4 separate regions of the Homo sapiens genome follow, and regions 1, 2 and 3 are each linked to region 4. Evidence: chromatin loops called from intact Hi-C (ENCODE). Cell type or tissue: A673. All regions are shown on one strand.

Evidence for each region. A loop is a pair of places that touch in the nucleus more often than their neighbours do. Peaks named below come from ENCODE experiments on the same cell type or tissue, not always from the same donor. Only the 100,000 strongest peaks of a DNase experiment are listed, where the experiment ranks them.
Region 1: it touches region 4 in a loop (3-fold over the local background); 11 of 110 quality-filtered maps call a loop at or near these places.
Region 2: a loop joins it to region 4, with 5 times the contacts of the local background. A loop is called at or near these places in 11 of 110 quality-filtered maps.
Region 3: it touches region 4 in a loop (2.2-fold over the local background); 29 of 110 quality-filtered maps call a loop at or near these places.

Annotation. Positions count from the first base shown.
Region 1 is chr1:29,510,386-29,518,385 of GRCh38, forward strand. LOC107984933 (a long non-coding RNA gene) reads left to right here. Exons shown (of 3, transcript XR_001737955.2): 2 at 7,202-7,318. Among named protein-coding and RNA genes, the nearest start is that of LINC01756, 160 kb to the left of the region's middle. In A673, a CTCF peak has its summit at 3,062 (motif pointing right); a DNase peak (open chromatin) is centred at 3,126; H3K27me3 peaks cover 3,023 bases.
Region 2 is chr1:29,702,239-29,710,238 of GRCh38, forward strand. No RefSeq gene overlaps it. Among named protein-coding and RNA genes, the nearest start is that of LINC01648, 330 kb to the right of the region's middle. RefSeq lists enhancers at 4,273-4,773, 4,774-5,274, 6,650-7,244, 6,955-8,000, 7,245-7,838 and 1 more and a silencer at 4,760-5,089. In A673, CTCF peaks have their summits at 1,508 and 4,974 (motif pointing right); DNase peaks (open chromatin) are centred at 1,503, 4,903, 6,973, 7,663 and 2 weaker places; H3K27ac peaks cover 2,882 bases.
Region 3 is chr1:29,909,032-29,917,031 of GRCh38, forward strand. No RefSeq gene overlaps it. Among named protein-coding and RNA genes, the nearest start is that of LINC01648, 120 kb to the right of the region's middle. In A673, a CTCF peak has its summit at 3,587 (motif pointing right); a DNase peak (open chromatin) is centred at 3,580.
Region 4 is chr1:30,081,816-30,089,815 of GRCh38, forward strand. No RefSeq gene overlaps it. Among named protein-coding and RNA genes, the nearest start is that of LINC01648, 48 kb to the left of the region's middle. In A673, CTCF peaks have their summits at 4,307 (motif pointing left) and 5,870; DNase peaks (open chromatin) are centred at 2,296, 4,266, 5,836 and 7,336; H3K27ac peaks cover 4,060 bases.

The DNA of each region.
Region 1 (8,000 bases), 570 kb before region 4:
GAATGAAGACTCTAAGAATGGGTGGGGATAAACAGAGTAGACTATCCTTTTTCTTAGGAGTTTCTTAAATCCTATTTGCTGGTTGAAGCAAAAATTAAAAACCATCTAATGTGGTGTATAATGGATGTAAAGGAAGTAGTTTATGATTATCCTCATAAAGTGTGTAAAGAGATCTGAACAGGAGTAAGGGGCCTATGCTTTGTTCCCAGTGTTAAAACATCAACACCAGTAGAACAGGATGAGTTATGTATATATTTTGTGATATTTAGAGAAAACACTAAGAAAATTATAGAAAGTGATATTCTTGTATTCTCAAAAACACTATAAAAAATCAATACAGAATCCTAAAAAATGTTTAGGTAACCCACAAGAAGATACCAAGAGAGATCCAGAGGAATAAGAAACAAAGAAAACAAATAGAAAACAAAAAATAAAACAGCAGACTTAAGCTCTAACATATCAACAATTAAATGCAAATTGTCTCAATGCATCAATTAAAAGACAGAGATTGGCAGAGTGGATTAAAACAAGCAAAAAAAAACAAAAAAAAACCCACAGCAACAATAACTACAACAGAACCTCATACAATCCAACAACATGCTGCATTCAAGTAATTCACTGCAAATACAACAACATAGGTAGGTTGAAATGGAAAGAATGGAAAGAGATACACCATAAAAATGTTGATAAGAAAAGAAAGAGTGGCTATATTAATATCAGATAAAGCAGACTTCAGAACAAAGAAAATTGCTAGAGAGAAAGAGGAACATTACCTAATGATAAAAGGATTCATTTACCAAGAAGACATAACAATCCTAAGTGTGTATGCATTAAATACTAGCGTCTCAAAATACATGAAGCAAAACTGATAAAGCTGAACAGAGTAACAGACAAATCAAAAAATGTAGCTGGAGATTTCAATATGCTATTCTCAGCAATTGATAAAACTAATAGATCATCAGTAAAGCTTTAGATCGGAACAACACGATCAAGAGCAGTGGTTCCTAACCATTCTGGCACCAGGGACTGGTTTCGTGGAAGACAATTTTTCCACGGACATGGGGTAGTGGGGAGAATAGTTTGGGGATGAAACTGTTTCATCTCAGATCATCAGGTGTTAGTTAGATTTTCATAAGGAGCAGGCAACCTAGATCCGTCGCATGCACAGTTTACAATAGAGTTTGCACTTCTAGGAGAATCTAATGTTGCTGCTGATCTGGCAAGAGGTGGGGCTCAGGCAGTAATTCCTGCCCACCTAATGCTCACCTCCTGCTGTGCAGCCTGGTTCCTAATAGGCCACAGACCGACACCGGTCTGCAGCCCAGGGGTTGGGGATCCCTGATCAAGAGGGTCTAATTGACATATACAGAACACTTTACCCCAAACAGAAGAACACACATCTATTTTCAAGTGCCCACGGAACAGTCACTAAGGTAAGACTATACCCTGTGCCATAAATAACAAAAATGAAAACAACGAAAGTTAACGAATGGGTTCAATAGTCAAATGGAGGAGACAGAGGAAAGAGTCAGTAATCTTGGATACAGAACAATATAAATTACTCAATCTGAACCACAGAAAGAAAATATACTGGGAGAAAAAAAGAACAGAGCACCAGGGACCTATGGGACTATAACTAGAGATCTAACACTTATGTCATCAGAATCCCAGGAAGAGAAAAAAAAGGAGGTGGGGGCTGAAAAAAGACTCAGAGAAATAATGGCTGAAAACTTCCTAAATTTGGCAAAAGACACAAACCTACGGATTCAAGAAGCTGAGTGAACTCCAAACAGGATAATCTCAAAAGATATTCACACCAAGACACATCATAGTCAAAATTTTTAAAATTAAAGACAAAGAAAATATCTTGAAAGCAGTGAGGGAGAAATGACAACCTCTCTGCAGGGGAAAAATATTAGAACAAAAAAGGATTTCTCATCAGAAACCATGGAGGCTAGAGGGAAGTGGCTCAACATTTTTTTCAAGTGCTGAAAGAAAAGAACTGTCAACCCAGAATCCTATATTCAGGGAAAATACCCTTCATAAATGAAGGGGAAATTGACATTTTCAGATGAAGAAAAACTAAGATAATTTGTTGCTAACAGAAACGTACCCTAAAAGAATGGCTAAAACACTCTCTAAATGGAGAAGAAACAGTAAAAGAAGGAATCATAGAACACCAGGAAGAAGAAAGAACACAGTAAGCAAAAGTATGGGTAAATATAATGAACTTTTACTCTCCTCTTAAGTTTTCTAAATTGTATTTGATGGTTGAAAAAAATTATAGCACTTTCTGATGTGGTTCTAAATGTATATAGAAGAAATAGTTAAGAAATTTATATTATTAACGAGGAGGGTAAAGGGAGGCAAGCTTTCTATACTTCCCTCAAACTGGCAAAATGATGACACTAGTAGACTGTGATAAATTATCTATATATTAATGTAATGTAACTGACAGTAACCACTATAGACACTATACAAAGAGATATACTCAAAACCAGTATAGATAAGTCAAAATTGAAGTCTAAAAAAACTATTCACATAACCCACAGGAAGGCAGAAGAAAGAAACAAGGGATATTGGTCTGTAGTTTTCTTTTTGTGTGCTGTCTTTGGCTTTTTTGGTATCAGGGTAGAGGAATGGCTGGTTGAAAGTAACACAAGTTTTTTCAACTGAAAAATGAGGAAATCATAGGCCTCACGTCACAGGAAGGGTTGTGGTTGTGAGGTTTAAGGTAATGCATATAAAACAAATGCATTAATGCCTGGCACTTACAGTATGTAATTCACCTTTAATAAATGATTGCTATAATTTTGTTTAATAACGTAGTGTCACTTCCTAATTCAAGATCGCCCTGGACTGCAGTCTGAATCAACCTATTTTTTTGTAGTATTTAAATTTATAAGTTCCAAAATTGATCTGAAACAGTTTAGTTATACATTGGATGAAATATATTTATAGAAATCAGGATGATGGGGGAAATGAAAGCCTTATGGTTAACTAAATGATATCATCAGGTCTCCATTCTTGGCTCTGGTCTCCACCATGCCAGCCTCACACACAGACAGGCTCTCTCCTCTAGATGGCTCCATGGTTCCACGCTCACACCCTGTGGTCTCTGATTCCACGGACAGGGCCGGAATTCAGCCTGATTGGCTCAGATTGGGTCATGTGCTCATGCCTGAACCAGTCACTGTGGCTGGGGAAGCAAGGCTCTGATTGGCTAGACCTGGGGTTCTGGCTACCCCTCCATCTGGGGTGGGGTGATTTCTGCAGGACCCCTTAGGACCGAGAGGGTTTCTCCAGGGAAATAAGGAGGCTATTATCAGAGGCGAGCCTTCTGGTGGGGTGGGCAGAATCAGCAGATGTTGGTGGTGGCTGGAGTCACAGATGGGCTTTTAGTTTGCTAAAGCTGCCATAACGATGTGTCACAAACCGAGGGGCTTCAAGGACAGAATGTATTGTGTTCCCTCATAGTTCTGGAGGCTAGAAGTCCCCATTTAAGGTGCCAGCAATGTGAGTTCCTTCTGAGGGCTGTGAGGAAGAATACGTTCCATGTCTTCCCCTAGCTTCTCGGGGATGGATGGCTGGCAATCTTCGGCGTCCCTTGGCTTGTAGAAGCGTTACCCAATTGCTGCTCCCATCTTCATATGGCATTCTCTTGGTATGTGTGTCTCTACGTCCAGGTTTCCCCTTTTTACAAGGACACTAGTTATATTGAATTGGGGCCCACCCCAATGACCTCATTTTAAATTGATTGCCTTTCTTTGTAAAGGCCCTATTTCCAAATGAGGCCACATTCTGAGGTGCTAGGGATTAGGCTTTCGACATATAAATATTTGGAGGACACAACCCAAGCCATAACAGGCGTGACAGCTGGTACCCACCCAGATCCTCTTGACTGACCAGGGCACCAATTCTTTCTGGCTGCAGTGAGTATTAACCTCAGCTCAAGAGCGCTGACTGCAGACTCACCTTGCAAAGGCTAAGAGGTTAAACTCTCCCCACACGGTGACCTTCAGCTAATGACACAGGGTTCAAAAAAATCTATCTCACTGCCCAGGGCAGGAGAGCCGTGTGGTGCCACAGATGACGTTCCAGAGCTCCCCGTGGGCTCAGGCTGGGGGTGAACTCGCGTTGAGCCCATGCCCTGGTCTGGCTTCTTGCCTGCCCTCTGCTGCTTCCGTCACTCCCGTTCTCCTGAGGGTATGCCCTCCACAATCCCACACATCCCCACACATCTCCGTCTCAGGCTCTGCTTCTAGGGAGACCGACCTATATGGAATCTTCTGGAACAGCCATCCTCGGGCACCTGCCATCCTGTAGATCACGTTCTCTCTGTGAGGGGCTGATTCAGAAAGGGCTCTGTTGCCAAGCTCCCAGCAAGGCAGGGCTGGCATCGTGGGGTCTTGCAACCCAAGTTCCCGCTGCTCGTTTGTCGCAATTCTTCCCATGTCTGCTCAAGGTCCTCATGAAATCCGTCGTCTCCATATAATTTCCACATATCTCTCTGCTCTAGGTTTGATTAACAGCAAGTTATAAACAAATTTCAGGAAAAAGGAAACCAGCATCTCCCCAGGGCAGCCAGAGTCTATTGGCAGATGGCAAATTGCTTTGCAGCCAATATTTTTGTTTGCTTGATTTTTATACAGATAAAGAACTAAGCTAATTAATATACATTTCTTATCATCTTTAGGTCTTGGGAACCTCTTTGCTCCATAGTGAATTGATTACCAGGTTTCAATAAAGGGTCTGTCTTTGCAATTACAGTTCATTAATAGATTTAAAAGGGAGGGAGGATGGTTAAGTCTCACTAAGAGGATTATTTTGCATTTCTCTTCTTTTAATTACATGGCTTATGTCCTGGTTCAGAGTTCTGTGAAAGATGGGGGGAAAGTCCCAGCACCCCATCTGTTCCAGATGCCAATGCAATTAATAGGGGAGGAGACAGGAGCTTCTCAGGGGCTTCCTGCTAACTGAGGCTGCACCTGCCTCCTCTTCAGAGCTACCTTGTGGCTCGGAAGCTCAGCCACCAGAGCTCAGTTGGCAGCAGGTATGCTGGTGTAGGCAGGGGCTGTTCTGCCCACGGAGATGCAATATCTGGGGATTTGGGTCAGGACAGCCTTGGTCCTCTATTGAGCTCTCAGAATGTAAGCCCCTAACACATAGTAGGTACCCAAGAAGCACCTATTGCTTTTTGGGGAGATGGGGAGAATGATTCTCTTCGCTTGGGGGAGACTGTGAAATGAGGGGATGTGTGCAAAGTGCAGAGTACGGGCCGGGTGCCCTCGCTGTTCAAGACGAAGCTGCATGCTAAACACTTCTCCCTCCTCCTCCTCCTGCTCCTCCTCCCATCCTCCTCCACTTCCTCCCCTCCTCCTCCTTCTCCTCCTCCTCCTCCTCCTTCTTCTTCTTCTTCCTCTTCTTCTTTTTCCTCCTCTTCCTCTTCTTTCTTCCTTTTTTTTTTTTGAAAAGGTCTCACCTATTGCTTCTTGGGTACCTACTATGTGCTAGGGGCTTTACATGGATTTTCTAATTTAAACTTTGCTGTGATCCATTTTTACAGACCATTTTGCAGGTAGAGGAACTAAGGCAAACAAATGTGTGCAGGACCCTGGGCTAGATGCAGAGAGGTGGGAGATGAACATTTTCCAGACGTTAAAGGAGACCCCGCCTTGGGCACTGAAGTGGGAGCTGGAATTTGAAGTCAGGCCTGTTGTCTCAGAAATTTCTGTTATGTTCACTCTCTCTTTGCTGCTGTCTGGTGGCACTTTCTGTGCTTCAGTTTTCCTACCTGTGAAATGGGCCCCAGAGACTGGATGGAGTGAGTGTGAAGGCTCCTTCGGCTTTGGGGTGCTGTGTTTTGAAGAGGCTGGGCCTGGAATGGCAGGCGTGGGGCTGGTATGGGAGAGTCTGGTGTCGGGGACTCTGAGTCTCCAGAAATGAGGAGCCTTCAGTCCTCAGCACTAGGGTTGGCTCAGACCTGATCAGAGAGAGCTGGTTTTACCCCTGTCACTTGAGGGATATCAGTAGCATCTCACTCTTTAATCTCCTTTTCCCAAAAACTCCCAAGGTAGGCAATGACCTTGCTCATAGGACAAACCATGGGTCTGTGGTGTCAGAGAAGGCTACACCCCTTTCTCCAGCTGGGCCATCCTCCACATATGACTCTGGAGTGTCTGTGTGAGGGTCACCTCCACTTTCCCTGGCCTTTGTATGTGTAGAGTCTTTGTAATTCGGGGGGCAGCAGCCAAGACCTGTGTGTTGGGAGTGAAGTGGGGGCTGAGAAGGGGCACGCCCAGGAGACACCTTCCTGTGCCTTATCCTCTCTTGTTCCTATTTGCAAATGGCTAAGTCCTTTGTCCTCAAATCAGAATATAATTGTTTGTGAGCCCCAGTCACTGCAGCCTGGTGGGGGCAGGGGGATACTAGAGACACTGAGCAGAGGTGTTGGAGGAACCCCAACACAGACACCTTGGAGAGACCATGGACTCTTCCTCTTCCTCTTCCTCCTCCTCCTCTTCCTCCTCCTCCTCCTTCTCCTTCTTCCTCCTTCTTCCTTCTCCTTCTCCTCCTTCCTCCTTCCTGGTGTGGTGGGCCTTGTCCCTGGCATGGCCTGTGGCTGTGGTCATGTGACTGCAGCTCTGGGGCTCAGTTTGCTCCCCTGGGAGATGGCAAGAATAATTCTCCTTGCTTAGGGGAGACTGTGAAATAAGGGGATGTGTGCAAAGTGCAGAGTACGGGCTGGGCACCCTCACTGTTGAAGATGAACATGCTAAACACTGCTGTTCTTCACAACAGCTTCAGGACGCAGGTACTATTTGATCCCATCTTCCAGATGGGGGAAAATGAGGCTCAGAGAGCAAGCCCTTGCAGTGGTAAAGGGAAGGGCTGGGACTTGAACCTGGGCCTGTCTGCCCCATGAGGCCCCTGATGCTTCTCTTCCCCAGTGGAAAACCTCTCATTCCCCCATGTACTCTTCAGGGGACTTGGATTGGTGTCCCTGCCTGGATTGGTACCATGTCTGGACTCCCCATGCCCTTCCCCATAGCCCCTACTACTTCCCAGAAGCTTCTCTGCCTGTTCCCTACCCTGCCATTGTTGCCAGGGCTCGTTTGGATGTGGCTGCCTTTCTGGAAGGTTCTGTTCCCTTTTCTTATTGTCAGATTTTCACTTGCAGTTTCCTCTTTGTTTGCGGTAGGACCCTTGGCACCTGAACAGAAGCCACCTTTTGGGTTCTCTCCCTGGGGTGGTGCAGAGCCTGGAATCCTGCCCCTCAGTGCCTGGGGCTTCCTCTGGGAAGAAGGAGGAGCACGTGGTGAGTACCCCAGTGTGCGTCCCATTCTCGGGTCCCTTGGGGTCATCACAGCCTTGGATCCCCCTGATGGGCTTTCCCATACAAGGCCCATGCTCAGCCGGCCCCTTCCAGCTGCCGTGGAGTTTCCTTTGCCCAGACCCTGCCTGGGAGCAGCAGGTGTGGATGGGGCCTCTCCAGGAAGGAGAGGAACTGGCCTTGCCCTGGGCTGGGTTGGGCTGGGCTGGGCTGGTAGGGGCCAGGCCATGTCCACCCAGGGTGCCGCCTTCTCTTGGATCCTGCCACTTCTCCAATAGCAACTGGAGCTGCCCAGGGAGTGGGGTGTACTCACTGGGATATGCATGGGTTGTGCATGCACAAACATTTTATATTTCATAGTTTCCCAGTCATGTATGTATTTTAATAGTATCAGGAAAAAGCCCACAAGCAATTAGTGGATTGAAGCCTTGATTTCATGGATATTGTTGCTCAGAGTGAGACAAATGGAAAACAGGGGCCCCATTTCAAATCAGTTTAAAGGGACGTGTGAGTCAACATTGTATAAGGGGAGGGTGGGGACAGCGAAACGCCTGAAAGTATCAGAGAAGCTTCTCCAGTGTGGGAGATGCAGAGGAGGCCTCTGAGCTCCAGAGTTAGACACCCGGGGCCAGTCTGGCTCTGTCTGGGGCTGAGGGGCCTTGGGCAG
Region 2 (8,000 bases), 380 kb before region 4:
GCAGGGTTTTTTTTTTGGCTGGTCTTTTCTCTTCTCTGAGCCTCACCGAGTGGTCTTCTCTGCAAGGAGAGACAGACAATAATGGCACCTGCCTCACTGAAAGTTGAGAGGGAGAAATGGGGAAAGACACACACACTGCTTAGCATCAGGGCTCATGCATGGGGACCACCCAGAACACAGCAGCTACTGCAATATTTGGATTTGGTTTGATTCTCGGGTCCACTTTAGAGGGTAGGCCAGGCCAAAAGTCCTTGGCCCCAGTCCACACAGTAAACTGTGGGAGATGTGGCCTTGGACTTGGATCAGGTGTTCCCAATTCCTTCTCTTGGACCTACCATGATCTTCTCTGTGACCTCAGACACATTCGCCTCTCTCTGTCCCTGACTCTCCATCTTGCCCTGAAAAATCTAGAGTAGAAAGATGACTTCAGGGCTCTCTGCCACCTCTAAGACCCCAGGATGCTGAGCTCATCTGAATCCCCATCTACAGAGGCACTAAAGCTCATTCGGCCCTATCAACATGTTTAAGGCCTGAAAAAAGTTATGAGATTCAAATACAAACAGAAAGATACAACCTTCAAATTGACATGTTTAATTAAATCTCTGCAAAATGTAACATCATCAACTGTCACTTTGTGCTCTCCTTGGCTCTTATGTAGTTATATACATACACTGATTTAATGTGCAATCTTGATATGTTTGATCTGATGGAGAAAGGAGCTTCTAAGAGTATGAAGACCTGGAGCTGGAAGAGGCCTTAGAAGAATAAAGCTTGAGGTGGGTGCGTGGGGTGGAGTTGGGGTTGGAGGAGAGCAGCTTGAGAAGACTGCATGGAGGAGGAGGTATGTGGCTGGGAAGGACATTCGTGGCAGAGGAACAGCATGTGCAAAGGAGCATGGTCTGGAGGGGCCCAGCACGCCTGAGGAGCAGGGACAAGCGATTGCACCTGCAGCATAAAGAGGTGTGGGGCAGGGAAAGAGGGGCTGGAACATAGGTTGTTCTTCCCCCTCTTGAGCCTCTCTCCATCCTGCACCTTCTTTCCCACCATTAGAGCCCAGCTCTGTTGGTGTCCTCACTGAGGCTAGGCTTGATGTCCTCGGCCATTGCAGAGGCCCCAGGCCTGGTTGGGTCTCTCTGCTGACTGCCGGGGCCTGGCTCGAGACTTCTGGTCCTGTCAACTCCACTTCTGCCCTCAGGGCGTTGGCATCAGAGGCAGAGAGGTAGGATGAAAAGAGAAATAGTTTAAAACACAAAACCAGCCCAGACTCCCTTCTCACTCAATTTCCAGAAATAAGCTAATTTCTACTTATTGATATCTCTCTCCGCAGACCAGTGTTTTAACTGAAAGAGCCCAAGTATGCCCTAGCAGTTGCAAGGCCATTTGGGAGAAAGATGCCCATTCTTCTGCCCAACCATAAAGTGCCCTTTGGGAAGTGATGGGAGCCTTGCAGATGTCCAGCTTCCTTGCTGCTGCTCCTTCCTGGAGCCCCTAGTGGCAAAGCTGGGGAATTATTGGTGCTGGATATTCAGTCATTGCTGCAGGTTGCATCCGACCATTAGTGCAGATCTGTGTGTGCAGCCTCACCCGGGCAACGGTCTGGGCGATGGTTCCTTCCCTCAGAGATGCCAAGCACCCGGAAGGAAGGAGAGCACCCAAGCAAAGTGGGCAGCTTTCAGGTGCTGTCGTTCTGGGGTAGGGGCACTCTAAACTCCCTCTGCTCAAATCCATTGATCTGTCATGCCCCGGGTTGGCCCCTGAGCTCCCACCATCGACAGATCCCATGATCTGTCATGCCCCAGGTGACCCCTGAGCTCTGACCCCTCTCCCTGTTGGGTTTTTCTCCTGGTATTTCTTACTGCCTGAAATGATCTTCTTCAGCTGTGTGTTTACATGGCTTCCCAGGGATCATCCACCTACACTGAGGCTTTAGGTTGAATGATGCCTTTTTCTGCAGGCTTCCTTTGCAAAGTGCACAGCCCCTCTGACCTCAGGGGGATTAATGGATGCTTTTGTCTGTGGAAAGCAGGATATTGGAGCTCCTAGGAAACCTAGGAATTGGGGGAGGGCCAGAGGATACTGAGAAAAGAAGAAAAGAGAATGGGGATGGGGGAGGCTTCCAGACAAATTGCACCACCTCCACCTGGCCATCTAGGAGGAGAGGCTGAGCAGGCTGAGCTCCCAATGGCTGTGTAGCCATTGAGGAGAGGGAGTCTCTGCCTATAGAGGACAGTACTGGGACAAGAGAGGCAGGAAGTGACAGGACAGCAGGTTTTGGAATGATAAAGGTTGCTTCCAATGGAAATAAACATCTCATATTAGGAGGGAATCTAGTCTAAGTTGCATGGCCTCCTACACAGAAGCTAGGTGGGTGGAGGGGTGGGTAACCAGTTAAACCGTATTACAAAGGAAGGTGAATTAGATTAGTTGTAAGAGCATTAGTACAGCTCACAGCTCACTGAGTGCCTGGCACTGGGCTCAGCTCTCCACATATAATAACTCATTGACTCTTCATAGCAACGCTGTCAGTCACAAATTGTTATTATTCCCTTTTAACAGAAAGGAAACTGAGGCACAGAGAATAAATCAATGCTCAAAGACATCAGCTGTTAATGATGGAGCCAGGAGTTCCTTTCAACTCCAAATTCTAAAATCCTAGGGTTCTGAGACTTTCAAGATCTTGTTTTTTAATTCTAAAACTTCCATAATTTTATCATGCCATTTAACGTGTTCGATTTCTAACATTCCATGATTCTAAGAGTCTCAGAGTCTATAATTTGATGCTAAGTCTGAGGATCTAAGGCTTGATTGCTCTAAGATTCTCTGTGTCTAATATTTTATAGGTAGCATGGGACTACCTGTGGGAAACCAAACAGCATAAGGTAGGGAAACTCTTCCTTACTCTCCCATGAAGAGAGAAGTCAAGGCTATGTTTCCAAGGGTCAGAGATGTCCCTTCCCACCCCTGGCCTTTGGCAGGGGAAGCCAAAAACGTTGCTTTTCTTGGCCGTTAACCTGAGGTATCCCCAAGGGAGATGGTTGGAAGCCAGTGCTTGAAGCAGAAGGAGACTAGCGAGAAAGAAGAGGGGTCTTGAGAAGCATTTTCCCAGAGGTGGGCCATCAGAAACTCTCCTTGCAGCCCCCACAGTGTCCAGGAGGGGAAGGGAGGTCCTTAGAGGGGAAGGGCTGCCAGGTATGTCCTAGAAGTTGAGCCTATGGGAGGAGTTCTTCCTTTGGACCCACACCCTAGTCCCTTGACTCCTCTCCCTGTTGGGTTTTTCTCATGGTATTTCTTACTGCCTGAAATGATCTTCTTTAGCTGTGTGTTTACATGGCTTCCCAGGAATCATCCATCTACACTGAAGTGTCAGCTACCTGAGGGCAGGGAGAAAGTCTGAGCAGGCTTGCAGTAGGTATTTCTTCTCTGAGTGAGTGGGTGTCCGAATGGCACCATCAGCCCAAGACCAAGATGGCACCCTGGCCTCCTCCCTCACCAATGACTTAGGTCAAGAGACTTAACCTCTTGCTGCCTGTTTGTCTCCATAAAATAGAGGCAGTGATAATGTGCCTTCCCCTTAAGATCAGTGAACGAAGTGTCTAGAGTGTTCAGGATGTTCCTGGCAGATGGGAAGCCCTCAGTGAGGGTTAGCTGTGGCTGTTAATGTTACGATTACTTTCTACCTCGTCTCCCTCATGCCTGGTGAAGAAGGTCCCCGATACCTTTCCTCATCTGACCTCTGATGCTCCCCCAGCCTAACCCACCGGTTTCCCCTCCGTCTTCAGCCACACAAAACTCCCTATCTCTGAAAGCCTCTGCTCTTTCCAGATTCCACACCTCTGGGTACCTCTCCCCTGCCTGGAATGCCCTTCCCATCATCTTTCCCCTGCAAACTCTTACTCCATCTGGATGAACCTGCTCAGATGCCACCCACTCTGTGAAGCCAGTTCAGAGCCCCCTCCCTCACCCTTCTGGAAGCCCCCCCCCCCCCGCCCGGTGTGCCAGCACCTTCTCTGGGCTCCCACAGGAATTGTCACAGGCCAGTGTCATAGCTCCAATCACCCAGCGTGAAAACTGTCACCCCACTGTCATTTTGTTAAGGGATAGGGGTCCTGATCCAGACCCTAAGAGAGGATTCTTGGACCTCACACAAGAAAAAATTGGGAGAGTCCACAGAGTAAAGAAAAGCAAGTTTATTAGGCAAGTAAAAGAATAAACAGTAGCTGCTCCATAGGCACAGCAGGGTGTTCCCGAAGGTAAGAGGAGGAACGTGCCCAACCTAGGTACAATGCTTATTTGTATAGAAGATAAAACATCATGGGGAGATGTGCTGTACTACAAGGGTTTGTGATAAAGGATCGTTCATCTTTGTAACTACTATCTTTCTTTTCTTTTCTTTTTCTTTCTCTTTTTCTTTTTCTGGAGGTAGAGCCTTGTTCTGCCGCCCAGGCTGGAGTGCAGTGGCGCTATCTCAGCTCACTGCAATCTCCGCCTCCCGGGTTCAAGTGATTCTCCTGCCTCAGCCTCCTGAGTAGCTGGGATTACAGGCATGTGCCACCATGCCCGGCTAATTTTTGTACTTGTAGTAGAGACGGGGTTTCACCATATTGGCCAGGCCGAGCCCCTTCCCCATGTGTAAGACGGTGTAGAACCCCCATGTGGCCCGCCCTCCCAGGACAGCAGAGATCGCTGCATCCTCAGGCCGGTGGTCCCCGGAGCAGGCCGTGAAAGGGAAGGGATTCTGTTATTAAAGTCATCAGTTCTGGCGCCTGGGCCCTGGGGAGCCGAGCTTGGCTGGTAATTAGGGTCGTTAGTGGAGACGGAGCCAGCTGGGGCTGATGCCAGCGTGGGCGCAGAGCAGGCAGAGCCCAGGCTGCGGGGAGGGGCGGCCCCAGGACGGTCGGGGCGGGACCTCCACCACCTCTAGGGCGGGACCCGGGCCCGCACCTCCTCCTTGTGGGTGTTGTTGGGGGTGCCGCACCGCTCCCGGCCACGGCCTGAAGGTGGCGGCGCAGGGCCGCACTAGCGCGGCTGGGCGGGGCCGGGAGGAGGTGGGGAGGGGTCTGCAGAGAGGAGGGGAGTGGGGAGGGAAGGAGGGAGGGAGAGAAATGGGGGAAAGGGGAGTATAAGGGAAGGAGAGGAGAGGAGAGGAGGAGAGGGGAGGGGAGGGGAGGAGAGGGGAGGGGAAGAGAGGGGAGGGGAGGAGAGGGGAGGGGAGGGGAAGAGAGGGGAGGGGAGGGGAAGAGAGGGGAGGGGAGGGGAGGGGAGGGGAGGGGAAGAGAGGGGAGGGGAGGGGAAGAGAGGGGAGGGGAGGAGAGGGGAGGGGAGGGGAGGGGAGGGGAGGCAGGAGAGGAGAGGGAGGGGAGGGGAAGAGAGGGGAGGGGAGGAGGGAGGGGGGACGGGGGAGAGAAGGAGGGACACAGAGAGGGGGAAAGATGGGGGTGGGAGAGAGAGACACAGAAGGCCAGAGGGAGGGAGGAAGATAGAAGCCTTCTCCCCTCCCCACCATTTGGGGGATCTGAGGAGCCCAGATCCTCTTGGAACACCCTCTCCCCGATGCTTACAGAGGTCACTTCCTCCTGTAGCCCTCCCTACGCCCTCTGTGGTCTGACCCAGGTGGACCCCAGCCCCATCTTTCTGCACCTCCCCACCCTCCTCTTCCTCCTCCCCACCCTGCTCTGGCTACGCAGAGCTGCCTACCATTTCCAAGGGTGCCAGGCTCCCCCTTTCTCTGCCAGTGCCGTGCCTGTGCCTGGCTGCTGCCACCCACAGTAACCTTCTCCCCCCTAGCGAGCGCCTTCCCCTGGCTCCCCCACTTCTCCTTCAGGTCTCAGCGCAGACACCACCTCCTCCCAGAAGTCCTCCCTGTCTCCATGTCCAGGGCCTTGCCTGCCCCTAGCTCGCCAGCCCCTCGCGCATCTTCCCCCATCAGCAGTGGCCAGGCTGGGCTGTGATTGATTCTGTGTCTGTTTCTCCAGCCAGACTGGAGGCTTCCTGAGGACAGGGACACGGTCTTGTCCCTCTCTGCGTTCCCAGTGTGGCCAGCCCAGTGGATGAACAGCCACAAGTGGACTATACATGATGCCTGAGGGATGAATGGATGATCCCAGGAGGGGCTGGGTTTGGGAGATGAGGAAGAAAGGGACGTGGAGCAGGAGGGAGAAAACACAGCGGAGAGGAGGTTAATTAGGAGAGAGGCCCCAGAACACCCCAGCCACCAGGGTTCAGGGCCTGGGCCCCAGCACTGCAGGTTTCCTGCCCTCCCAAGGACCTCAGTGATCTGCCTTCTGAGGTCAGAGCCCATCTGGCTCTGGGCATCTCTGAGCATCAGGAAGTTGCTCTTCCTCATGGGAATCAGGGCTGCTTGAGTCACAAGTGACAGTATCTGCTCAGCTGCAGGGGAGAGGGGCTTTTGTGTAAGGATCTGGTTTTGCAGATGCAGTGGGAACTCAGAAGGGACTTGGAGCAGGGGTGGGGGCACCAGCCAGAATCAGAGTCACCCACAAACTCCCAGCTCAGTCTTTTTCTAGCTGTGGGGCCTTCAGGAAATTCACTTTAGCTCTTTGGGTCTCGGTATTTTTTCATCTCTAAAAGAGACAGTTTGCAAGCAAAAGCAGAGAGATTTAATAAACTATTTAATAAACTCCCTGGCAGAGGCAGATGGAGTCTGTGCCTAGCAGGGCATAAAGGGGAGAGAGCACTGCAATTACAGCCGCCAAGCGACAGAAGCTGTCAGCAGGTGTCTGCCAGGTGGAAAAAAACCACATCTGGGCCCCATTCCTCAGACGATGACACAGAGTGGGCCACAGAAAGGGGCAAGGGTGGCTGCTGAGCCTGAGTAGGGCTTGGTCTTCTGGAGAACAGCAGGGTGCAGACGGCTACTGCCTGGCCCCTGTGAAAGGAGATCTTAGAAAGACGAAGAGGGACCATTTCCTGTGCAGAGTAACTGATACTCTCTCAGCCTGGTTTTCATTAGCCCAGCCCAGCCTGGGGAGAGGGATGCTTTCCCAGGAAGGGGTGCCCGGGGCTATTGCAAAGCAGGCTGGGAAATGGGGGCAGGCCCTGTCACCGATGTCCTCATTAGCACTCACGTTGATGTTATTTGTGGAGCCCCTGTTCTTGGCCAGATGCTGTGGGTCGTTCTTTTACATCTTCCTTCAAAACTGCCTGGGCAGTGTTTATTTCCTCATTTTGCAGACGAGGGCCCTGAGGCTCACAGCTTGGTCCATCCCTCCACATTCCCAGATTCTGTTCCCTCCTCTGTGGTGACCTTGCTGAGTCACTGTGGGTGAGTCCCCTTCCCTCTCTGGGTTGGAGAGAATGAACCTCAAGGCCCCGTCTAGGCCCAGCACTGGTGGGGGCTGTGCCAGGTAGCATGGTCGGCAGGGCCCCTTCACCCCACATGTAGGCAGCTGGCAGACCTAGTGAAGCTCATCTTCCATTTCCTCCTCTCCTATGATTTGCTGTTGTGGTCCTTGGAGAAGCCCCCGAGTAAATATTAATAATGTACCTTTGTGTACGTTGGCTGAGGGAGAAAATGAATCATTTCCTGCTTCCCTCCTGGGCTCAGAATCTTAACTAAAACTATGCTGGATCTTTCAGCAACTGGGATGGGCCTGTTGGAGGGGGCCGAGGCAGAGCCACGAAACAGCTGCCTCCCCTGGCTGCCCGGATGCTGAAATTTCACCTTTCAAAAGCTGTGCCTGGATTTCCCAATATCACAAAGAGCATGGGTACCAAAAGCTTAGGTTCAAGTCTTTGCTTGCCCCAGCATGCCCCAACTGTGTGGCTATAGTGACTCTTTGAATCTCAGCACAGCCTAAGATGTGTGCCCCATCCGGTAGGGTAAGCTAGCTGCTTTCACGTGGTGAGCTCATTCCATGGCCCTCCTGCTGTCTGAGCAGTTCTTAGGTGCCAGTTTCTGCATGGAAGGCGATCATGAAACATAGGAAGGAAAACACAAATCACACTCCAGCTTGCAGAAGGGACACCGCAAAGGGAGACAG
Region 3 (8,000 bases), 170 kb before region 4:
CAGATCCTTCCTCTCCTTAGTGGAATCCCATTCAGTTAGAGGCGGCTTTACATGTGGCTTTAGCTTTAGGGCCCGCCATTCCCCTGACCCTTTTAAGACCCTGGGAAGGGCCCTAGCAATGTGCTTAGTGAGAATTATCAATTCAAGAATTACTTGGGGTTCACGGTTGCTCAAGAAGTTTTAAAAAGCCCTGAAATCTCATGGCTGCTATATGAAAAAACCTGGATAGTGATTTTCCCAGATTTGGCAATAGTACTAATGATATATGGGACGTCATCAATAATCAATTGCAACGATGAAAATAAAATGTTCCTAAACCATCAGTAACAAAAAATCAATTTCTATCAAACTCAGCCAGAGGAAACACTAAATAATCTTTCTTCTCTCTATGAAAAACGGTATTATGAAGTCTTTGCCACAGAAGATGTAATCCAGGAGAATGTGGCCCAAAAATGTAAGGAAAAAAAGGACTCTGGAGATGTGTCAGGAGCTAATTAAAAAACACTGTTATTTTTGTTGATTCTGTAATGTTTTTGGTAATTTTTAGCTTTTTAAAATCTGTAATGTATTGTGAATTCTTTTCTCACTCTAAATAAATGTTCAATTACATAGCTCATTTTGATTCCTAATTCTGGAATCTGGCTCTTCTTTTCTAAAAAGGATGCTCCAAATTGTATGTTTCAGGTCCCACAACATGTGAACCCGCTGTCCCTGAGGGCTTCCCACTTCACTTGGAATTAAATGTCGCATCCTCCTGTAGTCCTGCCCTGCTCACCTCCCACCCTACCTCGCTGCCCCCTCCTCTTTCTCACCGGGCTGCAGACTCCCAGGGTTTCTCCCTGGCCCTCTAACTAGTGAGCTCAGTCCTACCTTGGCAACTATGCATTTGTCCTATATCCTGCCTGGAACCTCCTCCTCCAATCTTCCCTTTCGGTCACCTGGGGTCCAGCCCAAGGCTACCTCCTCTGAGAATCCCTGCCGAATATCCCTACTTAAAGTGGAGCCTCCTGCCCACCCTGCCCCACCCTCGTCACTGCTCTATCCCTCTGTTTTGTCCACTTCACAGTGCACACTTCTATCTCCCTGAGACTAGCGTGTTTTCTCTTCAGTGCTTGTCACCTCTCTCTGCCCCAGGAAGCTGTGGTCACATGAGCCCCAGGAGTGGGTCGGGGAGGGGGGGTGGGGTGGTCATGTCTGTCTTGTCTATCATGGACTTTTTCCACATAGAATGGTGCCTGGCTCACGGTAAACACCCTGTGGATAATTGCTGAGTAGACTGTTGTTTACAGTTTGAATCGGCAACTTCTTTTTGGAAGATGTGTTGGCAATATGCTCCCAAAGCATGAAAATGTGCAAACCCTTTCACCCATGACTCCTACTTCTAGAAATTAATCCCAAGGCAATTATCAGGAAGATACACAAAAAGTGGGGATAGCCACCTGATAAAAATCATGGGAGTCAATCAAGTTGGGGTTTTAGTCTTGACTTCACCAATTAAATAGCTGCTGTGTGACCCTGAGCACGTTGCTGACATCTCTGAGTCCTGGTTTCTCATCTATAAAAGGGGATGGTAATAGGAACACAGCTCAGTGCTGACTAGTACTGTATTCCATGATGCTCACTATGGTGTTGTTTATAGTGGGATAAAATCTGAAAGAGCCTAAATATCTAACCACAGAGGAGTCCAGATCAGTGCCACCCAGTTGAAGTATAACACAACACAAACCGCAAATATAAACACATATGTAATTTTTAATTTTTCTGTATGCACATTAAAAAGTAAAAAGGAACAGGTGGAATTTATTTTAATCATATATTTTGTTTAACCCAATATATCCAAAATAGTATTTCAACTTATAATCAATATAAAAATTATTAGTGAGATATTGTACCTTCTTTTTTGTGCCAAGTCTTCAAAATCTGATTTGTATTTTATGCTTACATTTATTTCAGACTATAGAAATGACCCCGAAAGTATAGTCTTTTGTTGAGTCTCACTCCATTGCCCAGGCTAGAGGGCAGTGTGATCTCCGCTCACTGCAACCGCCGCCTCCTGGGTTCAAGTGATTCTCCTGCCTCAGCCTCCCGAGTAGCAGGGATTGCAGGCATGTGCCACCATGCCTGGCTAATTTTTGTATTTTTAATAGAGATGAGGTTTTGCTATGTGGGCCACGCTAGTTTTGAACTCCTGACCTCAGGTGATCCACCTGCCTCAGCATCCCAAAGTGTTGGGATAATAGGCGTAAGCCACAGCGCCCGGCCTGAATGTACAGTTTTTATGCTTATGTTTATTTCAATTCAGACCAGCCACATTTCCAGTGCTAAACAGCCACATGTGACTAGCAGCTACCACATTGGAGTGTGCAGGTCTAGGTAATTTATAGTGCAACTTTAAAATACAGTACAGCCATGAAAAAGCCTGGTTTCAAAAGAATATCTAATCATGCAAGAAAAAGCTCAAAAAATGAGATTCAGTGAAAAATGTAGTGTACAAAACCAGATAAAGTATGCTCCCACTTTTGTTAACGTAAATATATGCTTATGTTTATTTGAGTATGTAAATTGATGTGCATATTGCAAGGACATGCAGCAAAATCCTAACAGGGGTCGTCTGAGGAAATGGAATTATGGCAATACTCATGTTCTCCTTTACACTTTTTCACTATACTTCTGTATTGCTTTAGAATCAGGAGGAATATTGTCATTTTTAAAGTGTCCAAAGTGAGTTTAGCTATCTTGCACCATGACCTGACTGCAGTGGCCATTTGTGGATATGAGACGCTGTATTAGAGAACTGGTCCTAATTTTTCACCTTTCTCTGGACCCAAGCACTCTGCCACATGACTGCAGCTACTCCTACAGAAGGCAGAGTAAACCTCCTAGCCTCTTGACTTTGGGTTCAGCCCATGACTTCTTTCAGACAATGGTATGTGGGCAAAGGTGATCATTGTCAGTTCAGAATCTAGGCTTTAAGGTGCACTGCATGTTCCTGTGTGCCATCCTGTGCCCCTGCCATTTTCATGAGAAGAAGATGCCCTGTCTATCTCTCTGGTTCTAGGAGGGTAAGGAGTACATGGGGGCAGATTTGCATCTGATCTGAGTCTCAGAGCCACCAACCTGTGGATGTGTGAGAAATACATACTGATTGTAGCATGTTGCACCAGTGTTCGTGGTTGTTTGTTATAAAGCAATAGCTGACTAATACAGTGTTTTTGAACTCTTTTGCATATACTCAATCTAATCAAGAAGGTAAAAGTTCATTGGAATTATAAGTTAGAAAGCTGAAATCAAGATGATATTTGATGTGCTTAAATGTGTCCCAAAAAGTTCACATGTTGCAACTTAACTCCCAATGCAATAGTGTTGGGAGGTGAATCCTAATAAGAGGTGATAGAATCATAAGGGCAGAGATCTCATAAGTGGATTAATGTTGTTATCATGGAAATGGGTTTGTTATTTTGAGGGTAGGTTGTTGCAAAAGTGAGCCTGGCCCGTCATGCTCTTTCTCTCTCTCTTGCATGTATTCTTTTGTTCTTCTGCTTTCTGTTATGGGATGACACAGCATGAAGGCCCTCACCAGATGGTGGCACTATGCTCTTGGACTTTCCAGCCTCCAGCACCATAAGTAAAATACATTTCTGTTTATTATAAATTACCCAGTCTTAGGTATTATATCATAGGAATGGAAAATGGACTAAGACACAAGAACACTTTGAAAAATTCAAAAAATACAATTACCAATGATCTCCAAGGCAAAAGAAGCCCAGGCCTTACCTATGTAGCCTTGGCTCTGTTTCAGACACTCTTGATTACTAAACCTAAAGTCAAAGAAGGACAGAATTTCCTTGTTCTGAGGTATTACCCAGTCCTGAGGATGCCAATGAAAGCTCCCAAACCTCTTGATTTGAGAATATATTTTTTCCTCCTTGAAAAATTATTCATGTTCATCATAGAAAATAAAAACAAACCAAAAAAGAAAGAAAGAAAAAGACAAAAGAAAAATCACTCACAATCCCATTACCCACAGATAACTTCTATCAAACATTGGTGTGTGTGTGTGTGTGTGTGTGTGTTTGTATAATTACATTTTTCCTACAAAAAGGATAACATACTGTATAGAACACACTGTTCTATAATCTTCTGTTTACATTTACTATGGCATAAAAATCTTGCTTTGCCACTTAACATCTTCCACAGGATAATTTTGAAATGTGGAATTATTGCCTAGTTTTCATTTGAGTGGATGTAACATAAATAACTCTACCTAACTCTTGAGGTGTATAGATTATTTCCAGATTATTAGATTATTGTGTGTTGCTCTTTAGCTATTATCAGCAATATCCTATACATTAGAGCTCTGTGTGCATCCCTGATTGTTTCTAAGGATTAAATTCCTAGAGGTGGGATGTCTGGGTTGGGACACATATTTATAAAGCATCCCCTATCAGAGTGTCACATCCTCACCTGTCTGATGAGAGGGACTCGACTTCTGCATGACTGCCTTCCCCTTTCCCCAGCTTCCTATTGTATTCAAACATCCCTGGGAAGGAGAGGTCCCTGGAACTAACATTGTTCAAAGTCCTTAGCTTGACTACATCAGAACTGCCCTTCAGAAAGTAGGGCCCTGAAAGAAGCCCTGAAAGCAGGGCTGGAAAAGGTGAGCAATGAGGGTGTCAAATCTCCCTTCACCCTCACACAATCCTATACAGTGGGTCCTCTCCCTGCAGCCTTGTGGGGCAGGAGAGGAAACTGTTCCCAACGGCTGCCTGAGGTCAACTCTGCATCTGGACCCATTTCACAGCCCAGAGCCCTGGAGCTGTGGCTCTCTGTCCCTTACCTGTCATTCCTCCAGGCAACAGAGACAATAGGTTGACCACCTGTGTGCCTCCTTCCCCCTACTCAGGTGAACCCATGTCTGAGGTTCCACTGGCCACCCGTGACTCTGCCTCACTCTGGAGCACAACATGTGGAGGGAAGAGCCTGGGACCCAGGTGCACACAGGAAACCTGGGCTCGAAACTGAGCTCAGCTATTGACCCGCTGGATTTCCTCGGACATAATTTCACTTCTCCAGGTGTGACATAGACTGTTCAGCTGTTCACCAAGTATGTTTTTTTTTCCTTCCTGTGCACACAGCAAGACTATGTCCACCAGCCTCCTCTGTAGGTAGGTGGGACCGTGTGACTGTATTCCAGCCAATTGCATGCGAGCAGAAGTGACAGGTCTTGCTTCCACCTTGGGCCCTTGAGAACCTCACAGGAGGAGCTCCTTCCCTTTCTGCCAGCCCCATACAGATGAGCCAGATGACCTTGACCTCAGAAACCAGGTGTTGAAGACGGCAGAGCTGCAAGTTGGAAGGGGCATGGGTCAAAGTTTCCCCCTGCAGAGAGCCACCTACCCATCAATAAGACCTACCCTCAACTTTACATGGGAGAGAAATCAGCTTTTATCATGGCAGACCCTTAAATATTAGGGCGAAGTTTTTAGAGCTGCTAATATCATCTTTAGTATTCTGATGATATTATAACTGAGGGCTTTATTTCCTCATCTATAAATGGGAGAAAGAAAGAAGGGAGTCAGCACCCATCGAGGATCTATTCTGTGCAAAACCCCATGCTCCACACATTATACACATTTGCCCTTTAACCCCCTGCAAAATGCTACGATCTTAGGACTATTATCCCAATTTTCTGAAGCACTGACTGAGCTGGAATTCAAATGCAGGACTTCTGGACCCTGATCCCATGACAGACACAGCTTTGAGGTTCTGGAGGACCTAACACTGCGGGCTCCTGCTTCCTGCCTAGTGAGCAGAGTGGTAAAGAGCGTGCTGGCTGGAGTCCATCAGGCCAGGACCTAGGCACTCACCAGAGGAGGGCGTGGCTTATCTATGCCTCAGTATCCTCATCTGCCCAGTAGGGCTGCTGTGACAGCATCCACCACATGTGGTCATTTGAGGACGCTTTTCCTGATTAGGTTCAGGAAAAGCCTTTTTACTTCACCTCCACTGGAGATCTCCAAAGCTCTGCCTTGCTGGGGGAATTGGGAGCCCATCATCATTATTCCTTGTTACCTAGGAAGCCAAACTGCCTTTGATGTTTTATTGGCCTGACATTTTCCTTCAAAGGGTCTCTATTCACTGCTGTGAGAGTTGCTGGCTTCTACCAATTTGATGAGATGGGCATCTATCACCTCCCAAGGGGAAGTCTGACTCTAAAGGCTCTAAAATAAAAGGGGAAAAGGTTTGATTTCACTGGGGCTGGTCTTGGAGGGACTGGTCTTGGGGGCTGCTCCTGAAGTCTGTATGTAAATTCCCAGCAGAAGCAGTGGGAGGTCTGGGCTCTGCAGCCACATCTGGTGGGTGACGAAAGCTGGATGGGGAGGCTGTTCCTAGGAAGACTAATCCCGGTGCTTGGCTGTGTGTTTCTATGTGACACCACACAAGGAAGCCTAGGTTACTATGGCCCTGATCTCCCCCACCAGCTCTGGTCTCTGTGATCTGCCCCCAGCTTCCTCCCAGGATTTCATGAAACCTCAAATCTATTTGTGCAACCTCAATTCAAACAAGTCTATTAACTTTCACCCAGTGAAAGTCATTAGTTGTTGCTGGCTTTGCTGGCTCACAGCATTTTCAAGCCGGAAAAGATCTTGGATGTTTTAGGACCCTACCTCCTTCAAAGACTAAATGGCTCCTTCACTGCTTCAAGACTTCTAAAGGGCCCCCTGGCATTTAGATGGAGTCCGATCCCCTTAGCATGGCATTTGATTACTTGCTGATCCAAGGGCACACCCAGCCTTGCCTCTGTCCTGGCTCCGCCTCTGCCCTGCATGGCTCCTCACCTCTGGCTATGATAGAAATTGTCTCAGTATATTAGGCACCTCCTCAGGTCTGGGCGTTTGTACCTGTGTCTTCTCTGTCTGGAATACTCTTCCTCTCTCCCACCTGGTGAAATTTTCGGCACCCACCAGAGACTAGCTCAGGTGTCACCTCCTGCTTGAAGCTTTCCCTGATCCTACCAGGAGGAAGTAGCTGCTCTGCCTTCCATGCCGTAGACACCTCTGCCAGAATAGTGACTCCTGGTGCTTCGTTGGCTGCTTGTCTTCGTCAGCGTAGACAGCCAGAACAAAATCCCATAGCAGAACAAAATCCCACAGCCTGTGTGGTTTAAACCACAGAAACTTATTTTCTCACAGTTCTGGAAGCTGGAAGTCCAAGATCAAGGTGCCAGCAGGATCAGTGTGTGGTGAGGGCTATCTGCTTGGGTTGCAGACACCTGCCTATTTGCTATGTCCTCACAAGGCCTTTCCCAGGTGTCTACACGTGTAGACAGAGGGGGAGATCTCACTCTTTTCTCCTCCTATAAGGCCACCAATCCAATAGGGATTAGGGCCCTGCCCTTGTGACCTCATTTCACCCTAATTACCTCCTAAAAGCCCTAACTCCAAATACAGTCACACTGGGGGTTAGGACTTCAATACATGAATTTTGGGAGGACACAATTTAGCCCACAGAAATAGCGCGCCCTTTAAATTGGGGGCTGCTTTTTAGTTTTGTGTTCCTAGGAGAAGCTTCTATCCTAGGACAAGTAGAAGAGCCCAGCACAGGGAAGCATTGAGTAACCAAGTCATCAGACAACTGAGCTGAGTACAGAACAACAGACTGAAGACTTTTGAAGACAGAAACTTCTATGAAAAGGAAGCTTTTCAGTTTCTAGAAACAGAAAACAAAACACAAACTCCCCAAAACAATAGAGGGAGTTTACTGACCAACGGAACTAAAAAGTTCCAGATGTGGGCTTCAGGAGTGGTTTGATCAGGGTGTCAGGTTCACTTCTTGATAGTTTTCTCTACTATACCCACCTTCATGTATTGATTTTGGTCTCAGGCTGGCTTTATTCATGGTGATAAAGTGGCTGCATTAAGTTTCAGTTCAAGATCCTTATCCCAACCATTCAGAAAGACAGAGACATCTACGTCACAGAATTCTCAGCAAAAATCCTA
Region 4 (8,000 bases):
TGAGCTTGAGTCAAGCTCCCCGACAATGCTGTGTGCTCTGGGCCCTGCAGACCTCTGGGCTGCTACTGGCCTTTCTGCCTCTCTGCTCCTCCCTCCCTCTGCTCCCCCACACAGCTCTGCAGCAGCCTCCAAACACCTCTGGCTCTGCTGCTTCTACCCGGAACGCCCCTCCCTCCTCTTGTTCCTCCTCCTCTCTCTCAGGGAAGCCCTCCCTGACCCCAAGACCCAGGCACACACTACACAATTCGCAAAGAATGAGTAGCTTCTCTCCCAGCTTATTTTGTGACTTCCATGAGTTTGGGGACTGTGTCTGTCTGACTTACACTTGTGTCCAGAGTTCTGCATAATGCCTGGCAGAACTCTATCCACTCAACATTGTTCATAAAATCTCTACCCACTCAGTATTGTTCATGGAATCTCTATCCACTCAGTATCATTGGCCACATCACAGCCTTGCTGTGAGACACTAGGCTTGTGTCTATTCCTCTCTGGAACAGAGTTTCCCCCGGCAGTGTAATGAAGGAGCTGGGTTCAATGGCCTCCAGCATCCTCCACTGCTACTCCCCTTCGCTTTGAAGGCAGCTCCTGGACGGTGGAGACAGCTACTGCCAACAGTCTGCTGATGTCAGCAGGACAGGCTTCAGGTGCCCCTGCCTCCCATTCCCTCCTTATAAATAGCTCTACCTGAAAGCACTGGGGTCACTCACCCCTGGGGACAGCCACAGGTAGCCAATTACTCTCAGTGCCTGGAGGGCTGATGGGGAGGGGGTTTCAGGTTTGAGTGGGAACCTTGGCCCTGGAAAGAATCCACTGGCTCGTCTGGGAGAGAAAAATGGAAGGTCATTTCGGTGTCTGCACCAGGCGGGGCCCGTAGCCACCAAACAATCATCTGTGGCCTGAGAGTGGAAGTAGTAGATGGCTCTGTGATTCCAATTATCCTCGGATCATTCAAATGACTATTGGAATGGAGAGCCAGACTGTCCTGTTTGGATAGTGATGTGTGCAGTGACCCCCACCCCACCCCACCACACCACCCACGAGCTATCTCCTCTCCAAGCTCCAGACTGGTCACTGCAGGGCGGCCCCAGGGACTCCCTAAGCTCCCAGCTCCCCATAGGTCTGCTGAGCACGTAGGCCTGAGTTGGTGGGCTCTGGTGGGTGCTCAGTCCATTTGATTGTAGAAGGTCTGGGTGGCAGAAGATCCTACTAGGGCTATGGGGAAAAATCAGGTTCTACTCCAGGGGACCTCAGGCAATCAACCTGAACTCGCCCAGTGCCAGCTTTGTGACTTTGTGATTTTGTCCCACTGAGATGGGAGAATGATAATGTGCACCTGGTAGGTCGGAAGTGAGGGCTATGTAAGGTAATGCCGTGAAATGGCTTGGTGCTTGGCACATGGAGGCCTTCTGTGAGCGGATTAGCTGGTGCTGTGGTGCAGCTATAGGAAGCAACTCAAACTGGCTTAAGCAGAACACAAGGGACATCTCCTGGAACCCCAGGATGACAAGGCAGCCAGCCTCAGAAGGAGACAGGCCCAGGACACAGCAGACCCGGCTTCTCCTTTCTCCATCTGCAGGACAGAAGATAGTGGCCTTCAGGTCCTGAGCATGAATGTCTCCTCCATCTGACAGAACAGCCCAGATAGAACCAGATTCTCTCAGTCCCAGATTTCTGGCAAAGGGACTCCACTTGGTCTGACTTGGATCTGTTTTCTGATTGTCTACTCTGGCTCACTTGCTCTTCTCTAGAAGCACATTAAAAAGGCACAAGCCTGGCCTCTGGGAGGCACCCCAGAAGGTGCTGAGGACTGTGAAGGGGTCAACATGAGCTGGACAGAGCCCCTCCAAAGTTCCAGGCCCTGTGCCAGCTCTGGGCCACCAAGGGAAACCTGGCCTGCGCCCTGTCCTTGAGAAGTTCACACCGGGAAGGGAAGACAGATGAGTGTGATCAGCAGGGCACGGGGAAGGCAGCAGCAAGAGAACCAGGATCCCCAGGCCCCTCCGTGTGCCAGGCTCCACATGCCTGCTTCCTCTATGCCTGCTGGGTAGATGCAATGATCCTCCCGAGAGGCAGAGCCAGCCACACAGCACAGACAGGGCTGGGCCGGGGCTGGACCCCAAGCCTCCAGGCCTGGCTTTGGGATGGTGGTCGGTGGGGCAGCCATTCCATGGCTTCACTCCAGCGAGACCCCATCGAGCCAGGTCTCACACAGCCATGCCAAAGATCTGACATATTCTTAGCTACAATCCTGAGTCTGGGAGAGAAGCAGGAAATGACTCACCCTCTTTCTCCAACATAAACACAACTCTGTGCTATTAATATTTACCCAGGGGCTTCTCCAAGGGCCCCAAACAGCAAAAGGATCCTGGTGAGGGAAGGGTATGAAAGATATGTCGGGTCTGCAGCTGCCTTCAAATGGAGCAGAGAGACTGAGTGCCAGAGTGAAAGGGAGCCTCACAGCTCTCTCCGTCCTCCCCATTTGACTGAGGTCCAGAGAGGACAGGGAGCCAAGAAAATCCAGCAGGGCGGTGGCAGAGGAGGGAGCAGAAGGTGGGAGCACGGGAAGTGGAACGAGCACAGGGCTGTGGGCCCCTGGCCCTCATCTGTCAAATGGGAAAGCAGGAACTGGTTTGAGGATGTTTCCCTGAGATGTCAAATGGCCCCTCTGAGTGTCTGGCAAAGAATAGGTACTGCACAAACTCATCATGGTGAGGGCAAAGTCATGGTGAGGATGCCAGTGGTCTTCCCTGCCCCGACTTCCCAGTGTGCTTTGCACCGCCTCCCAAAACCCTGTTTCTGCTTGGTGACCCTGCCCTGCTCCCCACCCCATCAGTGCATTGGACCAGGAGAAGATACCTGCCCAGGCTTGGCCAATCAGAGTACCTGTGCTACCAATTCTAAATTGAGACAGAGAGCCTGGTTGGGTCTTCTGGTTGTGTGAACTACTGATGCATGCATTTCTGATTCGTGAGAAATGGGAAAAGTAGAGACCTGACCTGAAGTCTTATGAGGTGGGTGGAAGAGAGTCAGTCTGCATTCTGGCTGGTGCTCCTGTCTCCGGTCCGGGTCCCTCCTGAGTTCTGGCTGCATCTGAGAGACCAGGGTCCTTATGCCAAACCCCCTCTTCTCTGCAGCTGAGCAGATTCTGTCACTTGTGACTCAAGCAGCCCTGATTCCCACGAGGAAGAAGAACTTCCTGATCGTCAGAGGGGTCCAGAGCCAGGTGGGCACTGACCTCAGAAGGAAGATCACTGAGGTCCATGGGAGGGCGGGAATCCCGCGGTGCTGGGGCCCAGGCCCTGCACCCTGGTGGCTGGGGTGTCCTAGGGCCTCTCTCCTAATTAACCTCCTCTCCGCTGTTTTCTCCCTCCTGCTCCATGTCCCTTCTTTCCTCATCTCCCACACCCAGCCCCTCCCGAGATCATCCATTCATCCCTTAGGCAGCATCTATAGCCCACTTGTGGCTGTTCATCCACTGGGCTGGCCACCCTGGGGACGCAGAGAGGGACAAGGCCGTGTCCCTGTCCTCAGGGAGCCTCCGGTCTGGCTGGCGGAACAGACACAGAATCAATCACAGCCCAGCCTGGCCAGTGCTGAGATGGGGGAAGATGTGGGAGGGGCTGGGGAGCTAGGGGCAGGCCAGGCCCTGGACATGGAGAAGGGGAGGACTTCTGAGAGGAGGTGGTGTCTATGCTGAGACCTGAAGGAGAAGTCGGGGAGCCAGGGGAAGAGGCTCAGGGGGAGAAGGTTACTGCAGCAGCCCAGCACAGGCAGGGCACTGGCAGAGAGGGGGAGCCTGGTGCCCTTGGAAACGGCAAGCAGTTCTGCTTGGCCAGGGCAGGGTGGGGAGGGTGGGGAGGTGTGGAAAGATGGGGCTGGGGTCCACCTGGGTCAGACCACAGAGGGCATAGGGAGGGCTATGGGAGGAAGTGACCTCTCTGTAAGCATGGAGGAGCGGGTGTTCCAAGAGGATCTGGGCTCCTCAGACCTCCTGAATAGCGAGGAGGGGAGGAGGCTTCTATCTTCCTCCCTCCCTCTGGCCTCCTCTCTCTCTCTCTCTCTCTCCTCTTTAACTCTTACTCCACCTAGATGAACCAGCTCAGATGCCACCCACTCTCCCCTCTCTCTGTCTTTCTCCCCCTCCTCTCCCCTCACTTCTCCTCTTTTGTCCTCTCCTTCGCTTATACTCCCCCTTCCCCCATTTCTCTCCCTCCCTCCTTCCCTCCCCATTCCCCTCCCTCTCTCTGCAGACCCCTCCCCACCTCCTCCCGGCCCCGCCCAGCCGCGCTTGTGAGGTCCTGCAGCGCCACCTTCAGGCCGCGGCCGGGAGCGGTGCCGGTGCGGGGCGCCCCACCAGGAGGAGGTGGCGGAGGTCCCGGGGGCCGCCCCGCCTCGCAGCCTGGGCTCTGCCTGCTCTGCGTCCACGCCAGCATAAGCCCCAGCCGGCTCCGTCTCCCCTAACGACTCTAATTACCAGCCAAGCTCGGCTCCCCAAGGCCCAGGCGCCAGAACTGATGACTTTAATAACAGAATCCCTTCCCTTTCACGGCCTGCTCCGGGGGCCGCTGGCCTGAGGATGCAGCGATCTCTGCTGTCCTGGGAGGGCGGGGTCCCACGGGGGTTCTACACCCTCTTACACATGGGGAGGGGGGGCTCAGCCAGGGCAGTGAGGGGAGAATCGCTTAGGGTGGCCTAAGAGAGCCTGGCGCCGCGCGCTTGTTCATCTATGGCAAAAACCGCAATAACTTTTGCACCAACTTAATATTTGATCGATGATCACTCAGGGACATCACCCTGAACTTAACGGGTCCTGGGACCAGACACCCAGAGATGAAAAGACAGTGGGGTACAGTTCTAGCGCTGGGTGATTGAAGCTACGACACTGGCCTGTGACAATTCCTGCGGGGCCCAGAGAAGGTGCTGGCACCCCGGGGGGGCTATCAGAAGCGTGAGGGAGGGGGCTCTGAACTGGCTTCAGAGTGGGTGGCATCTGGGCCGGTTCATCTAGGTGGAGTAAGAGTTTGCAGGGGAAAGACGATGAGAAGGGCATTCCAGGCAGGCGGCAGTTGCCCAGAGGCGTGGAGGCTGGAAAGAGCAGAGGCTTTCAGAGATGGGGAGTCCTGTGTGGCTGAAAATGGAGGGGAAAGGGGGGGTTAGGCTGGGGGACCATCAGGTGTCAGACTGGAAAGGACTCTGGGTGCTTTTTGCTAGCCCTGTATCTATATTCAGTACTGATACAATATAAGCTAATAGCAACAATCATACAAATTATTATTATTACTATTAATATTATAGCCACTAATACTTATTAAGGGCTTTCTGTCTGCCAGGTGCTCTCTCAAGCACTTTATGTCTATTGACTGAATTAATTTTTATGACAGCCCCATGAGGTAGGCACGATTGGAGAAACAGGCACAGAGACGTTAAATAACTTGTCTAAGATGGCTCAGGTACTGAATGGCAGAGCATCCTCTCTCCAGAGCCAGCTTTCTTTACTTTCACAGCACCCTTGGCCCACCCCCACCCCAAAACTTCCAATTTAATTTTTCTTAGATTCTGTCTCCCAAGGAGAAAAGCACCTCCACCCATTTCCCCAGGGATCAGAGGCAATTTGTAGTTTGGAAGAAAAACCAAAGGGCCTGGAGAAAGCAACATTTAACCCAAAGCCATGATTTGCCCATGCTGGGCTCTCGGGCATTAGCTGGGGACAAGCTGGCTGGATCAGCAGTCTGGGGCTGCCTGTCCTCCAGCATCGAGTCCCCGGGCCTGGCTAAGGTTGCCTCTTTTCCATCCTCACCCCAGGAAGCCTTTGGCATTTCCAGAAAGAGGAACTACTGCCCAGCTACTGCCCCTGGTGGAGGCACTGGCAGATCTGCACTGAAGGTGGGATGCAAAATCTACCTCTTTATAGTGTTGAGAATCCAGCCCCAGGCTCTGCCTCTGAGAGCCCTGGGAAGACAGGGGTTTTCAAGAGCTCGTCACCAGCCTAGAGGTGTTCTTTGGCTGGGCCGAGAATGGGTGTCATCTCGAAATTAGACTTGCAACTATACACCTTTCCCTTAACTGAGCCAGAGCGTTGTTTCTGTTGCAACACTGGGTTGGAGAGAAAGAAATGAGAGAAAATTGACTTGTTTCCAGTAATGCTCCAGAAAGCAAGTGTGGAGTCTGCTTTGTGATTTTGGATTATTTTTTTTTCTTCCTTCCTTTCTATATCTGTGCTTTATCATGACTAGAATAGGGATGATGCCATGTGAGGAGAAATGGAGGTGACAGGACTAGGCATCTGGGCCAGACTAGATCTTCCAGTGGAGAGACCCAGCCAGGCTTGGGGCCTCTGTGATGGCCAGGGAAGTCAAGTCTAGCCTTGGTGAGGACACAGGTGGTGCTGGGCTTTAATGACAGGGAAGAAGGCACAGGATAGAGAGAGGCTCAAGAAGGGCAAGAACAGCCTTGTCTCCTCCCTGCCCCGCCCACTTTATGCTGCAGGTGCAATGGCTGGTCCCTGCTCCTTCTGCAGGCCAGGCCCATCCATGCCCTGCCTCTTTGCACATGCTGCCTCCCTGCCAGGAATGCCCTTCTCCGTTCATCCCTCCAGCCACGTTTTCCCTCCTCCGTGCAGTCTTCTGAGGCTGCTCTCTACAACCCATATACACAACTCATATACACATAGCACTTTTTTTTTTTTTTTGAGACAGAGTCTCGCTCTGTCACCCAGGCTGGAGTGCAGTGGTGCCATCTCGGCTCACTGCAACCTCTGCCTCCTGGGTTCAAGCCATTCTCCTGCCTCAGCCTCCCCAATAGCTGAGACTACAGACGCGTACCATCACGCCCACCTAATTTTTTGTGTGTTTTTAGTAGAGACGAGGTTTCACCATGTTGGCCAGGCTGGTCTTGAACTCCTGACCTCAAGTGATCCACCCGCCTCCGCCTCCCAAAGTACTGAGATTACAAGCGTGAGCCACTACGCCTGGCCTACACATAGCTCTTTAAGATCTTCCCAGCCCCAGCATTCTCACTTGTAGAAACTCCTCCCCCCATCAGATCAAACATAGTAAAATGCCCTAACAGCCCACATTAACTACAGATTATACGCGACTATGCAAAAGCTGAGTTGGAAAGGAAGGTGACCATTTGATAATGTTATACTTTGTAGACATTTGATTAAACATTGATCTATTTCGACTTCACAGCTTCCCTTTTATAATTTGAAGCCAAATAAATTGTTTTCCCAGACCTTCAACATTTTCACAGGCCCTTAAGAGCCCTTAGGTCTTGGCACTGTGCCCAGAACAGAGAGTCTACCGGAGAAACGCTCCCATCAGACTCAGGCTGGGCTATGGCAGGTGGAGTTTGGCTTCTCGGGCTTGTTAGAGGGAGACCGTCTCCTCCAGCGGCCCTGCCCTGAACCCGGGCTGCTTCCTTGATCTAATTAGCATCGCTGAGAATTAAACTGCACACTGGAGCGTGCTCGTGCTCCCCCGAGGGCGTCCCAGAACTAACACTGCTTAAATATGAAATGGTTCCTGCCCTTGGGGCCTGAGTCAAGGAGGCATGAACCAGAAACAACAGTTGTGATTACTAGCTCTGATTAAAGCAGTGTAAGTTATACAGTACAATAAAATAAAACTCTTGCAGCAATAAAATAGTTAACAGTACTCTGAGTTATTTCTCTTTTCTTTGAAGGGAGCACAGGCTGTTTATTTTTTACTCTGTATTCTGATGATTCCGCTTATTCATCCAGGTCATTTACTGATCACCTACTATGCGATAGGCATATACTGGGTGCAGGGAAGAGAAAGAACTACGTCAAGATGCCTACACTGCTGGGGGCTCAGAGTCAGGAGGGGACTGTGGCCGTCCAAGGACAATTCACACAGATAAGCCTACCTTGGGATGGAGCCAAACACACCATGTGCAACAGATTACCTGAGAGGATAATGGGGGGACTAACTCAGATGGGGGTGATGTTAGGAGCTGATATTCAAGTTGAGGACTGAAAA